2 separate regions of the Homo sapiens genome follow, and region 2 is linked to region 1. A link is an interaction called in ENCODE POLR2A ChIA-PET data of the cell type or tissue named here. Cell type or tissue: OCI-LY7. All regions are shown on one strand.

Evidence for each region. ChIA-PET counts read pairs that join two places held together with the same protein. Peaks named below come from ENCODE experiments on the same cell type or tissue, not always from the same donor. Only the 100,000 strongest peaks of a DNase experiment are listed, where the experiment ranks them.
Region 2: POLR2A ChIA-PET joins it to region 1 with 6 read pairs; 1 of 35 experiments calls an interaction of 5 or more read pairs at or near these places.

The regions. Positions count from the first base shown.
Region 1 is chr4:143,419,449-143,421,948 of GRCh38, forward strand. All of the region lies in intron 2 of GAB1 (GRB2 associated binding protein 1), which reads left to right. Among named protein-coding and RNA genes, the nearest start is that of MIR3139, 77 kb to the left of the region's middle. In OCI-LY7, no CTCF peak of the experiment used is centred here; a DNase peak (open chromatin) is centred at 1,003; H3K4me3 peaks cover 2,366 bases; H3K27ac peaks cover 2,500 bases.
Region 2 is chr4:143,187,847-143,190,346 of GRCh38, forward strand. USP38 (ubiquitin specific peptidase 38) reads left to right here. Exons shown (of 10, transcript NM_032557.6): 2 at 1-115. Among named protein-coding and RNA genes, the nearest start is that of USP38, 4.2 kb to the left of the region's middle. In OCI-LY7, no CTCF peak of the experiment used is centred here; no DNase peak of the experiment used is centred here; H3K4me3 peaks cover 2,500 bases; H3K27ac peaks cover 1,865 bases.

The DNA.
Region 1 (2,500 bases):
ATATTTAGGTTGAGTGTAACTCTTGACTTGTGAACTTTTCATCTTTACAATATCCATGGTTGGGAAAGGGTTGTAAGAAAATTCACAGTATGATTAATCAGATTTCTTATATATAGTCTGTGAGTTGGCTACCAAGTACAGCTGTGTTAATCACAAGTCATTTTTATGTGTTCATTAATAGATAAAACAAGTATCTAAGGACTTTAATCTGCCAATACGTTCTACATTGAGGTCATGAGCTATATCTAAATGCAACTGCATTTATTTTTTAAATTCTATGATTGAGATTTTTCACAACTTCATCCTGGTTATTTCCCCAAATAGCCACATTTAGAAGTGTCTTAATATACTGTGTTGAAGTATTTGTTGAGTTTCTTGGAATAAATCTGTAAAGCATGAACAGTTCTTCATTATGTAGTATTAAGCAGCCAAAATCATACTTTATTCTGTAATTTTGGTTTTTGATCCATAATGGCGAAACTGCAAAAAGACTCTCAAAGTTTTTCAGCCATTTAAGTTCTAAATAGCAGAATACTGCTATTATCCTTTGTAATCATATTCATACAGTTTAATATGACAAGGTAAACATCAAAATGCCTTTGTTCTTCCACTGACTTGACTACCTGTTTTATATTCTCTTGTGTCCAAATAGATGTCACCACCAATCACTAAATAATAGTTGTTTTTGTTTTTATCTAGATCTGTCCCAAGCCTTCTGCTCTTCCTGTTTGAGAGAGCTGACTGTCCTACTGTTGGCTTGAAAATTAGCTAACAGCACAAGATAATTTTTTTACTATGCTAATTTCAGACTAGATGTGAGAAGAAATAGACCATTTCTATAGACTGGTTATCACAGTCTAAGAAAATAACTGTCCCCAGTCCCTGTGAGAATAACTAATTTTCCCCTGAAAACAAAAGGAAAAGGGAAAAATCTGACCTGTGTTTTGATTCCAGGAACCTCTCAAAATATCGTTACCATGTTATTTCCGCTGCCCCAGGTGACCACTGCTATTATTGAATACTGAAAGTGCTGGCAGGCTATATCTGTTTTTAAGTCCTAGCTCATTAAACTGTGTGTGGTTCCTATGAATGCTTTTCTTTAGTAGATTTGAGGGTAGAAACTAATTTTGTTTTTCTTGGAAATGTACAGATTTATTTTTGTTTCTGCAACACAAGGTGGAAGCTGTTAGATCTGCTAAACAAGTATTGGGAAGCAGCTCACTAACTTCATATAAAGGTCTCTAATCTAATTAGATGCAGGATTAGAAAGTTGCCTCTGAGTTGCTTTTCTCAAAATGCCCAGATCATAGTGGCTTAATAAAAAAAAGTACAATTCTCTGTTTGATATTCTCCCCTTGAGTCAAGTAGATATAAACTAACATGTAAGAATATACATACACTTCCTTTCCTGTAAAGCAATCTTTCTCAATTAGGGACTTTTTAAAATTTCTTTTTATTTACTTTTTTATTGAGGTATAACTTACTACTGTGAAGGGCACAGATCTTAAGTATACAGTTCAATGTAGTTTTATGTATTGATCTATATCTACATGTAGATACAGATGTCTGTGTAACTGCCCCTCAGATTAAGAATGGTACTCTTCCCCTCCCCTAGAAAGTTTTCTCATGCCTCTTTCCAATAAAGCCTCCACCCAAATTAACTTTTTTAAAAATTGCTTTTATTACTGTGGATTAGTTTGGCCTATTCTTGAACTTAGGAACCATTGAAACCATTATTTTTTCCAGTATTAAGCCTGTGAGATTCATCCATGTTGTAGCATGTAACAAGAGTTCTTCATTCCTTGTAGCATTTCATTGTGTGAATATATCACAAATTGTGGATCTATTCTAGTGTTGATTGATGTTTGGGTTGTTTTCAATTTTTAGTTAACACAAAGCTGTAGTGAACATTTCTTTATATGTCTTTTGATGAACATAAACACTTAGTTCTTTTGTGTATACACCCATGAGTATAATAACTGTGTTACAGTACAGACGTATATTTAGCTTTAATAGGTTTAACAGCTTTAGTTTTCCAAAGTTAGTGTACCAGTTGCCTACCTACCAGCAGCGTGTGAGAGTTTACTTTACATTCTCATCAATGTTTGATGTTGTCAGTCTTTAATTTTAGCTATTCTATTGGGTGTTAGTGGTATCTTGTGGTGTTAATTTGCATTTTCCTGAGAACCAATTCAACCAGAGAGTTTTTAGGTTTTTTTTCTTTTTCTTTTTTTCTTTTCTTTTCTTTTCTTTTTTTTTTTTTTTGCATATTTCCAAGCCACTGCTCCTGAGATCTTGATTTATTGAGTCTCCTGCGGTGGGGCCCTGTCACCTAGATTTCTAAAATTCCCCACAAGTGATTCTTAGGCCTTCAAACCTCTGGATAAGAATTATGGCATTTGTCAGCATTGCCTAAAGGTTTAATTTAAAGTCTCCAAGAATATTTCACAATCTACTAAAGAGGGAGTCATGACAAATAAAAAGTTTTTCTACTTGAAAC
Region 2 (2,500 bases), 230 kb before region 1:
TAGCATTGGCAAGCCTTGTGCAGCATATTCCTCTTCAGATGATTACAGTTCTCATCAGGAGCCTTACTACGGATCCAAATGTAAAAGATGCAAGTATGACCCAAGCCCTTTGCAGGTACTTCTTCATGACACTATTAATGGTAATTGTAGATTTGGGGAAGAGGAAGTATTTTGTATTTTGTGAGTAATGAAAAACTTACGAATGTTTAAAACTAAAATCATGGAATGACATATGTAAAGATTCTCCAAATAGATTGGAATTGTTTATAGCGTTGACAGGCATCCCAATAATTCACAAATCTATTTTCAATTCAACTTTTTTTAATTACCAAAATATACACACATATACACATATTATACACTCAGATGTTGATTGGATTATCAGTATACAGTATTTCACTGCCCATTATTGTTTCCTGCAACCTATTTCTTTCTTCTGCGTTTTTTTTTCTTTCTTCCTTAGTAAGTATATACTTTACTTTCTCTTTCAACCAGGCTCAATGTGTAATACACTCTTTGCCTTTGCCTGTTTGAATTTTTTTTCTTTCTCAGTTTTAAATAGATGATTTGGCAAGATACAGAATTCTAATTTGATAGCCATTTTCTCTTAGCATTTTAAAAATAATACTGTATTACCTTTGGGCATCTGTTGTTGCTCGTGGGAAGTCAGCTGTCAATCTGACTGTCATTCCTTTGTGAGTAGTCAGCTTGTCTGGAAACTTTTATGTTCTCTTTATCCTTGATGTTCTGTAATTTTATTCTTGCATTTCTAGGTATAATCTTAATATTATTTGCCCTTCTTAGCACTTTGGCACTTTTATTCAGTCATTCATTCATTTATTCAAACCACACTTACTGAGTACTTACCATGAGTGCCAGGCAGTGTTCAAAATGTCCTCAAACAAACTGATAAAAATATCTGCCTTTATAGGCTTGCATTCTAGTTGGGGAGGCAGACAGTAATTTAATAACACACTTCACTGATTCCAACATGTCTTCTAATTTCAAAGATGTTTAAATGTAGAAATGCCTAGTCATTCATGTCCTAGTTAAATTGGCACGGCTTTTCTTGCCTTAGTGGTATATAAGCTAATTATGCATCTTAAAATTGGTTTTGTTTTAGATTTGATTAAATATGATAAGTAAAATAATTTAGTATGTTAGATAGTGATACATGTTTGAAAAAAAAGCAGACAAAAAGAGGGATAGGAGTAGACAGGAAGGGGGACAGGTTGTGAGGAAGTGGTTTGCAATTTTAAATAAGATGGATGAAGAAGGCTTCACTAAGGTAACCATGAAGTGAAGACATGAAGGATGTGAAGTAGCAAACCTGTGGATATCTGAGGGGAAGAATATCAGTACTATTTTATAGTTCACTAATTTTCTCTTCAAAGGTGCTCATCTGTAGAGCTTACTTAGTTACTGAGTTTCTTTATTTCAATGACTATTTTTTTCTAATTGAGTTTTTTGTGTCTGTCTGTTCTTATTTAATACCTGCCTGTTTTTGTTTTTTAATTCTTTTCCTGCATGTGTGTGTATATTAAGCACATTTACATACAATATAAGGATTTGGACAAAATGGTTTCTGTGCCCCTGTTATAAAATTATAAGGTAACATATAAACTGAGCTATTCATATTGAGTTCTCAGCTGCATTTGTACTAACTTCACTCTCTGTAACACAAACTCTGGGGACTTTGATTTTCTCCACCGTATCCCCCTTTTCACTTCATTGTTTAAAAAGGTCTTCCTCTTCTAGCGTTTCTTCTTTCTTTTTGTGCTCTTAAACATAATTGAATCAATTTATCTGTAACTTTTACTTCCAGTTTCATACTATTCATTCCCTCTTTGACTTTCGAGATTTGTGAAGGTGCTTTGTACGTTTGAGAAAACTCTTATGTAAATGTTTTTCCTGTTGTGTGACCTCTACCCCCATTGCTTTTAATTTTGATGATCCCCTTGCTGTGTTTGATAATCTGTATTTTTATTCTCATCTCCTTGATATCTTTCTATTCATTGTTCTTGAAATTTTTGTCTCTGACACCATACTGTTAGGAATTTCTTTCTGTATCTATTCTTTTTATTTTCTTCCTTCCCATTATTATCATCACTTTATCAGTTCTGATCTGTATGTAGTTGACTTCCAAGTCTTTATGTGAAGTTCTCATTGTTCATTTATTTTTAAGAAACTGTTATCTTGTTCATCTCCTCATAATGTAACTCCTTCTGTGCCGTATTTAGCAGCAGCACACTTTTGTCAGTGTGACTGTAACAGCACTAAAGTGTCTTTCTCTTTGGGATGAATGTATTATAACTTCTATTTCCTCCTAGTAAAACACATTCAGAGAATTACAGATTTTACAGCTGGAAGTGAAATTAGAAATTAGTTGGTCCATCACTTTCATTGCATAGGGTAATAGTAGCAGATTTTCTTTACATGACATAAACTATTTAATACTCACCACAGTCTTTTGAAATAGGTACTGTTATTGGCCCCATCT